Linked DNA regions of Homo sapiens: all the other regions are linked to region 3. The links are chromatin contacts, found by Hi-C or POLR2A ChIA-PET in ENCODE. All regions are on one chromosome and are shown on one strand. The core of a region is the stretch at or near the end of the contact, and the rest is flanking DNA. Distances in the headings are between cores, read along the strand shown. Region 1 holds the start of CAPNS1 (calpain small subunit 1). Region 2 holds the start of THAP8 (THAP domain containing 8). Region 3 holds the start of SIPA1L3 (signal induced proliferation associated 1 like 3).

Region 1 (2,780 bases), core at 71-2,570, 1.8 Mb after region 3:
CTTACAGCAGAACTCTCAAACCAGGCCTCCCCGGCCTAATTCATGTACCCAGGTTAGCCTCCAGGTTAATCCTATTCTATTTTTAGACCACGCCCCTCCCAGACCACGCCTCACTGAGGCTCCTCCCATTCCCAGGCCCCGCCCCTCTGATAGTCTCCGCCTTACCTGATGGCGCTGATGACTCCGCCTAGGATGCGCATGGCCGTTCCACCGCCACCGCCGCCTCCACCACCGCCGCCGCCGCCGCCGCCGCCGCCGCCGCCCCCGGCCCCGCTGATCAGGCCTCCAAGCACATTTCCCAGGCCCCCACCCAGGCCCCCGCCTCCCCCGCCGCCGCCGCCGCCGCCCTTCAAGAACGAGTTAACCAGGAACATGGCTGCGACTCACTGCTGGGGGGAAAAAAGGGGACCAGTGGGTGCTTCGCCCCTGAGCCCACACCCTCCCTTCAAACACGCATTTCCGGCAGCTGGACCTGGGAGGAATCTGAAGCCTCCGGGTGGGGGTCTGAGTTTGCGAGGGCGGGTTGTCCGCGGATGGGTGGGGCAGGTATGGGGGATCAGGTTTGCAACCTCCTCAGGTCTAAAAGGCACCCGTGGGGCTTGAGGGAGCCTGGACTGGGTGCACGCGTGAAGGGGAGGGTGCAGATCTGGTGGGGGTTCTCTTGGTGGGGACCCCAAGTTGGCGTAAGGCGTTCCCGACATGTCTGGGCGCTAGAATGTGAGATCCAGAGCCCAGCCTGAATGTAGAGGTCCTTGGCAGGTCATGGGCGCGGAGCAAACATCCACGGCCTAAAGGGCCCCAGGGCGGGGTTTAGGAAATCCCAAATGTGGGCTTGAGAATTTAGGTATTCCCAGCGGCAGGATTCCAGTGTCACCTCTGGCTCTGTGGGCTCGGGTCTAAGATCGTGGCTGTGAGCTCTGGGTTCCCGGACAATGGGGTTCCCCGCTGGAACTGGGGGCACAGATCTACGATCGCGGTTCAGGACACCCCAAGGAAGAATTCACAGGGTATCTCTGAAACCTATGGGCCTGTATTTTGGATCATGAGACAGAGGGTGGAGAAGGGTCCCCGGGACGGCATAAAAGGAGATCGAACAGGTCTGAGGGTTCGAATCTGAGACCATGGATCTGGGGGGCTCCTGAGGCCGAGACTTCACGGTTTCGCCGGGTCTGGGGGCCGCCAAAGTCGGAGTTGCGGGGTGCGGAGGGGGTACGGGCCGGGCGCTTACCGCCGCACACGTCCGGAGTTCTGGGAGTCGGTTCCACTGCCGCTCCCGGGCCTCCCGCAGCGTCCGGCTCCGGAGGGCGGGGCCGGTGACTCAGGCCGCAACTCTCGGGTCGGACACTGCACCGCGGCCCTGCTGTCGCCCGCGCGGTCCTAGAGCCGAAGCGGACATTGCGCATGCGCACCCCACACCGCCCGGCTAGCTGGATCCAGGTCTGGGCCCCGCCCTACGCGTTTCCAGCGCCGGAGGTCTTAATCCCGCCCTGACTCGGTAGGCGGGGGTCTTCCCGACACCCCTCAGGTCTGGGTGGAGGCACCCGCGGACGAGAACTCGGAGGGGACCCACCCCCCGAGTGTCGTAGTGTGAATTTTCACCCTAGGGCATGCCAATATCCTTCCAGGGTGGCGGTTTTCGGTCCGCTCACTAAGGGACTCCGCACGGGCCCTCTGCAGGTGTTGTCGCGACAAACACCTCCTGGAGGCCTGGAGTATGGTTTGACTCACACGCTGGGGGACAGTCGCCCGTGTCTGTGGCGAGGATTGAGGCTGGATTGCCTTTCCCAGTGCCTGCAGCAGCCCGGATGGCAGTCAAACCGCAGGCAGCGCCTGCGCCGCCTCCCAGGCGAACCTTACCACGCCCCCGCCCCAGTCAGGGGCCACCAGAATCATTCCTTCCTGGACTGGCCCAAAGAGTGTCCTCAGTATGCTAGCCTCTAAAGAAGGCCCCAGACACAGGAAGATTCCTTTGGCCACGGCCTGGTTTCTTTATTTACTTAAAAAATATTATTGTTTTTACATAATAGAGACGGAGGTCTCGCTATGTTGCCCAGGCTGCTCTTGAACTCCGGGCCTCAAGCCGTCCTCCTGCCTCAGCCTCCCAAAGTACTGTGAGGTACTGGGATTACAGGTATGGGCTACCGGCCTTTTTTTGATTTAATTTAATTTTTTACAATAATATTTTTACATAGCCTGGTTTCTTTTCTTTTCTTTTCTTTTTTTTTTTTTTTGTTTTGAGACAGCGTCTTGCTCTGTTGCCCAGGCTGGGGTGCAGTGGCGCCATCTCAGCTCACTGCAGTCTCTGCCTCCCAGGTTCAAGCGATTCTCCTGCCTCAGCCTCCCGAGTAGCTGGGATTACAGGCATGCACCACCACACCCAGCTAATTTTTGTATTTTTAGTAGAGACGGGGTTTCACCATGTTGGCCAGGCTGGTCTCAAACTCCTGATCTTAGGTGATCCACCTGCCTCGGCCTGCCAAAGTGCTAGGATTACAGGCATGAGCCACGGGAGTCCAGTACTTTTTCAGGACTCATCGGGGGGAGCTAAATCTGGCCCCCAGGCAGGCTGGCTGGCTCTTATCCCCTACCCTGCAGGCTGGCTAGGCTTGAGTTGAATCCTGGCTGTGCCCTGTAATAACTGCACAACCCCAAAAGAGTGGCTTGATATTCCTGAGCAGCGATTTTCTCATCTGTAAAATGGGAACATGGGTTGCTCCATACCACTAGGCCCCCTATCAAAATTAAATGATATCTGCAGCAATACTGATTATTAAAAAAAA
Region 2 (3,034 bases), core at 4-2,503, 1.9 Mb after region 3:
GAACCCTCGAAGGGACCTTAATGACTCAGCGGGGGCCAGGGCAGTGAGGCTGCAGTGAGCTATGATCGTGACGTCTAAAGGCGATAGAACGGGGGTTAAAATATAGCAGGACTAGGCTGTGATTTACAGAAGCAAAATGCATTTCCACGGGTGGGAACCAGCGAGGAACCCCCGAATTGCTCCAACGCTGAGGGTGGAGCCGGGAAAGCAGCGAGGAGAAAGTGGGAGGGGCCGTGGCTAAAGGGGCGGGGGTTAGGGGACGAGGCATGGCAGGGAACAACCTGAGGGGACTGGCCGGGGGCTGATGTCGGGGCCACAGTTCTCAGGACGGGACTAGGGGAAACCTAGGAAGCCTGGAACTGGGGTAGACATGGCGAGCAGCTTCTCACCCGGTTCTGCACCGTCTCCTCGGAGGCCGTCGAGAGTCGCGTCCGCCGCCGTAGGCAGATTGGTGGGGCGGGGGGCGGGGAGGACTGGCCCCTCCGCGCCGGAACTCCCGCCATGACAGAGGGCAGCTTCTCCCCTGCATCGTTCCGCGCATAGCCTCCGGACCCTACGGCCGCCATCGTCACGCCGGAGGCGGGCGACCGTTACATCCCCTAACCGCCGCTGCCGCCACCGCCACGACCCACTGGAACAGCGAACAGCCGCGGGAAAGCCGGCGCCACCGCCTATTGGACGCGACGGGCCCGGCCTAGCCAATCGCAGGGATGCCGGGCGGCGCTTAGAACCAATGGGGGCGAAGAGGCGGAGCGAGTGCCTGGCGGGGCGGGGCCACAGCCAGTGTACTGGATGCCTGATTAAGCGTCATGGGGTCTTTCATCCAGACTGCGTTTTCATTATTCGCTGAAACATACAGGTTTTAATTTTTACGAGGCTAAGGCCACGGCCGCCTCACCTCGGTTTTTGCCGCCACCTAGAGGAACTATGTGCGCCCCAACGGTTGCCCGGATGTAGGCGTAGGGTGGAGCCGTAAGAGATTGACTAGCCAGTTGATTTGGTTGGCGCAGGCTCAGAAACGCCGTGACGCCGCCCTTCCCCCCAACACGTGATGAAAGTCGGGGTGACGAAGGGCCGGCTTTGCGCAGGTGCACAGTACTCGCTATGGCCCATTCGTCACGTGACGAGGGCGGGACTGTGGCACTGTGGAGGGGCGCCTAGTAGGCAGGCGCTCTCAGCTCTCTCCCCGGTACGTGACGAGACTCCACGGACGTCACGTGAGGCAGGCGGCGAGCGCGGGTGGGGCGGGGTTAGGCGGCGCTCCGCGAGAACCAAAGTGCAGCCGCTGACCCGGCAAAACTCAGCGGGGGCTGGATAGCCATGCCCAAGTACTGCAGGGCGCCGAACTGCTCCAACACTGCGGGCCGCCTGGGTGCAGACAACCGCCCTGTGAGCTTCTACAAGTGAGCGCAGCGCGGGGCGGGGCTTGAGGGAGGCGGGACCCTGAGAGGGGTGGGGCCCGAGCATTAGTGCTGCTGTGCGGGGCTTCTGGTCTTGCTTGAGGGTGTTAGGAAGTGGGGTTAAACCATGAGGAGATGGCCTTCCTGGCAGTGTCCATTGCACATACAAAGGTGCAGGCGTGGGAAACAGGAGTAGACGATTGACTACAGATAGCGAGCGAAGCGAGCCGAAGAGTGAAAGGGATGTAAGAAGTGAAGTCGGTGCAGGCTGTTAGAGAGCCTGCAGATGCCCACTTGCCCTCCCCACGCATTTGAGCCATCTGAAACTCAGAGCATCCGAAACTGAGCTTGCGATCGTGTCTCCCCAAAACCTTCCAGTCTGTCTTATCTTAGTAGCGTGCTTCATTCTTCTTGTTGCTTAGGTTTAAAAAATGTCATCCTTACCTCTTTCGTCATACTTGGGAAAGTCAGAATTAGCTTCGACTGTAAAAGATCTGTCTCCTTATTTATCTGGCTGACATAAGCCAGTTGGTGGAAGAATTACTAGGAAAAAACATTTCTTTGCTTTTTTTTTTTTTTTTTTTTGAGACAAGATCGCTTTGTCGCCCAGGCTGGAATGCAGTGGAACGATCACAGCTCACTGCAACCTCGACCTCCCGGGCTCAAGTGATCCTCCCACCTCACCCTACCAAGTAGCTGGGACCAGAGGCACGCGCCACCATGCCTGGATAATTTAAATTTTTTTTTTTTTTTTTTTTTTTTTTTTTTTTTGCCAGGCTTGGTGGCTCACGCCTGTAATCCCAGCACTTTGGGAGGCCGAGGCGGGCAGATCACCTGAGGTCAGGAGTTCGAGACCAGCCTGGCCAACATGGTGAAACCCCGTGTCTACTAAAAATACAAAAATTAGATGGGCGTGGTGGCTCATGCGTGTAATTCCAGCTACTCCGTGGGCTGAGGCAGGAGAATCGCATGAATCCAGAAGGCAGAGGTTGCAGTGAGCCAAGATGAGGCCACTGCAATCCAGCGTGGGCAACAAGAGTGAGACTCCGTCTCAAAAAAAAAAATTTTGTTTTTAAAGAGAGAGATGGGATCACCCTATGTTGTCCAGTCTAGTCTCAAACTCCTGGGCACAAGCAGTCCTCCTGCCTCGGCCTCCCAAAGTGCTTGGATTACAGGCGTGAGCCACTGCACCCAGCCAGGAAAAAATATTTCTCTTGGACATACTGCAGATGTAAAGTGGCAGAATTCCCATCCTTTGAGTGTCTACTGCTTTCTTAGTAGGAAACTTTGGTTGTCTAAAGTCAGAGATGATCACAAACTTTGCTGTTTGAAATCACATCAAGTAAGAATGAAACATCTCACTTTTGCTTGGAGGAGCTAAGTCACTTTGACACAGAAAAGCAGTCCCTATTTACAATCCAGGTTTGGAGCTTCAGATAAGGACACAATATTCTACATCTATGTAAACTTTATTGCATCTGAGAAGACAAACCCTGGGCCCACTTCACCATCCGGACCTGATATTGATCCCTTTACACACAGTTCTGATTTGCTTTGAGGCAATCTGAACACTGCTTAGTTTACATTTCACCTAAAAAATAACTCTGTTTGTTGAGACTCCCTCACAAAACAAA
Region 3 (2,786 bases), core at 228-2,727:
ACTAACTTTGTGCTCACTCTGCCATGTAGGTACAAACAGAAGCAAAAAGGGCCTATTAAAAAAAAAAACAGCAAGATACATTTAATCATTTAATAAGCACTTACTGTGTGCCGGGCCTTGTGCAAAGCACTAAACATGAATTATCTCCTGGAACCATCCAAACAATCCTGGCACAAAAGTCCTATGACTACCATTCCACAGATGGGACACTGAGGATGGGAGCAAATGTGTGGGGGAGCTCAGGGCTGTCATGTCACAGCCCACAGTCAGGCAGTCTCTGGGCCAGATGGAGAATATTGAAGAACAATTATAATACATAAGAGCTGCTACTTAGTGAGAGATGGCGCTGGACTAGAAATACAATCTCAGCAAATCCTTACAACCCTTTGAGAGTGATCTTGTTATTATCCCATTTTGTAAATGAGGAACCTGAGGTAGTAGGAAGGGAAGTCAACTGGACCAGTTCTGAATCTGGCCCTCGGGGGTGACCAATACTACGGCCAGAGCCCCACCCTCAGAGGGTCTCTGGGCCACTAGGAAAACGCTGAATAAATGGTACCATTTACTGAGCGTTATATGCCAGCTGCTGTGCTAAGCACTTTACACATGGTATTCTCACTGCATCCTGAAAACAACTCGACGAAGTGGTTGCTATTTAAATCCCCATTTTATAGATAGGGAAACCAAGGCACAGAGAGGTGAAGCCAGTTGCCCAAAGTCACACAGCTGGTAAATGTTCAAATTTGAACCTGGGGTCTCTCTGCCTTCCAAACCAACGCTCTTAACAAAATAATCTCGGTTAACAGCAGCTAGCCTGCATTGGGTGCTAACTAAGGACTCACCTCTTTACATGCACACGCTCAACTAATCCTCACCCTATGCAATCGATAACATCTTCACCTCATTTTTCGGAGAGCTAACAATAACCCAAATACGTAGTAAGTGCCTCCTATGTGCCAAATGTTTTATTATATTATCTCAACAGAGTCTCCGCCAAGATGCTCTCCTACTCCGTTTTACTGCAGGGGAAATTGAGGTTCGGCGCGGTTTTCCCAGATCGCGGCTCCCGAGTGGCACAGCCGGGACGCGAATCCACCGCTCCCCGCCTCCAAGCTCTTCACCACAGCGCCGGGGTGCACGCCTGGAAAGTTGAGCCATGCGGGCACGAGTCCGGCTGGGTCCGGAGGGCGCGAGTCCCGGCGCCGCCGCCCCCCACGGCCAGTACCCACACCCGGCCGTCCGCCCGCGCTGACCCTCGGGGTCCGGGCAGCCACCGATTCCCCGCCACCCTTGCGCGAGGCCGATCCTGCACCCGGAGCCACGTACCTGGACGCCCCGGCTGCCCGCCTCGCGGGCCCCACGATCGCGGCGTCCAGCTCCGCGCCGCTCGCTGGAGACGCCGCCAGCTCCGGTGGCCCGAGTGACTTCCAGGCTGCCCACTTCCAAGCCGCTTCGCGCGAGTCCTCCTGGGAACTGTAGTTTCGCCCTAGCCGGCCGCGAACTCAAAAAGAGAATGGCGCGCGGGGGCTGCCGGGAGCCGTAGGCGCACCGCCGCGCTGCCTCCTAGGAACGGTAGTCCGCTGGTCGCCTTCGTGCAGCTCCAGTCTGTAGAGCACTTCCGCAGCCCCGAGGGGCGTGAGGGAGGGAGGTGTGTCTCCTGCAGACTACAGCTCGAGAGCCGCGCTCTTCGCCCCGCCGGGGCGGTTTCTCCTTTCTCCTGGCCCCGTCTACCTCCTCCCTTCATTCGGCGGAACCTCTCCCTCACTCTCTGCCAGGCTCGAGTCACTTACCCCTAGGACGCTAGCCCGGGGGAAACGGGGGAAGCGGAGCAGTGCGCTAGACCCCCAGCGGAGGGGGCGGTGGAGGAGGGCGTAGATGCACGCCCGCGCACGCGCGGTCGTCGGCAGACCCCGGCCTAAATTGCCGCGGGACCCCGCGGAGAGGATTTTTTTTTTTTTTCTTTCGAGAGCGCGCGCGCGTTCTCGCGCCGGGCGCGCGCCCATGCGCACGCGCGTTCAGACCCCTGGCCTCGGGAAGTCCGCCGGCTGCGGGGTTGGGGGCCAACCGTTCTGTGGGCGGAGTCCTCTCGCAACATCCGCCAGGTAGCTTCTTAGTTGCTGCCCCTAGCTCTAGGAGCTCCTGAGTGCACACGCCGTACCCGTCCCTTGTCGGGAATCCTGTCGCAGGTAACAGGCGCAGCCAATGCTTTGAGATAGAGACGCCCTGCCTTCCCTGCCACGTGCAGGAGGCCCGAGGGTGAGGGGCCCCAGGTGTAGTCGCCTGTCCCCGGCGTAGGCGGCTCCAGAGCTCTGCCTTCGACGGGAGCCACAAGACCCAGGGGCTGCCTAGGGGCCTTGTTATCTTGCATTCTTTTGTTGATCGCACATTCCTGAGGGTAACTAGTGTTTGTAGAGTACCTACACCTTGGGAAATTTTGTCCAAATTTAATCCACCTGGTGACATAACCAAGCAGCGGAATACCCCGCAACACACACTCCTTTTTTAAGGTATATTGCCACTCCTCCATAAGAGTTACCGAGGGAATTGACTGGAATTGCAAGGTCCTCTGGTGGAGAAGCCGGAGTCAATACCCTTTCCGCCTCAGCCTGCCTTCTAGGAAGATGTTCACTAACACTTGAAGCTGGGAAGCATATGTTTCTTCCTGGGAGAGCACATTTTTCCACTCATTCAACAAAAATGGATTAACCACCTATTCCATGTCAGGTTGGGTGATTATGGAGACACAAGAGAAATCCAGACAGACTGGACTCCTACCTTCAGGGAGT

The links. A loop is a pair of places that touch in the nucleus more often than their neighbours do. ChIA-PET counts read pairs that join two places held with the same protein, here RNA polymerase II (POLR2A). Pooled maps may share reads with other maps.
Region 1: a pooled map shows a loop between it and region 3 (4-fold over the local background). The contact joins the promoter of CAPNS1 here to the promoter of SIPA1L3 in region 3. A Hi-C loop is called at or near these places in 1 of 50 pooled maps. POLR2A ChIA-PET finds 5 or more read pairs at or near these places in 2 of 52 experiments (GM10248 and MCF 10A).
Region 2: a loop to region 3 is called in a pooled map, with 27 times the contacts of the local background. The contact joins the promoter of THAP8 here to the promoter of SIPA1L3 in region 3. A Hi-C loop is called at or near these places in 8 of 50 pooled maps. POLR2A ChIA-PET finds 5 or more read pairs at or near these places in 2 of 52 experiments (CD4-positive, alpha-beta T cell and activated T-cell).

The regions. Positions count from the first base shown.
Region 1 is chr19:36,138,606-36,141,385 of GRCh38, reverse strand. It overlaps CAPNS1 (calpain small subunit 1), which reads right to left and starts at 1,320. Exons shown (of 11, transcript NM_001749.4): 1 at 1,229-1,320; 2 at 166-389. The coding sequence starts at 374. LOC105372385 (a long non-coding RNA gene) reads left to right here and starts at 1,404. Exons shown (of 3, transcript XR_935954.3): 1 at 1,404-1,495. RefSeq lists enhancers at 854-913, 1,004-1,053.
Region 2 is chr19:36,052,504-36,055,537 of GRCh38, reverse strand. THAP8 (THAP domain containing 8) reads left to right here and starts at 1,253. Exons shown (of 4, transcript NM_152658.3): 1 at 1,253-1,403. The coding sequence starts at 1,321. WDR62 (WD repeat domain 62) reads right to left here and starts at 641. Exons shown (of 32, transcript NM_001083961.2): 1 at 390-641. The coding sequence starts at 566.
Region 3 is chr19:37,905,899-37,908,684 of GRCh38, reverse strand. SIPA1L3 (signal induced proliferation associated 1 like 3) reads right to left here and starts at 1,477. Exons shown (of 22, transcript NM_015073.3): 1 at 1,327-1,477. It overlaps WDR87 (WD repeat domain 87), which reads left to right and starts at 2,091. Exons shown (of 6, transcript NM_001291088.2): 1 at 2,091-2,186. RefSeq lists an enhancer at 766-825 and a silencer at 1,126-1,365.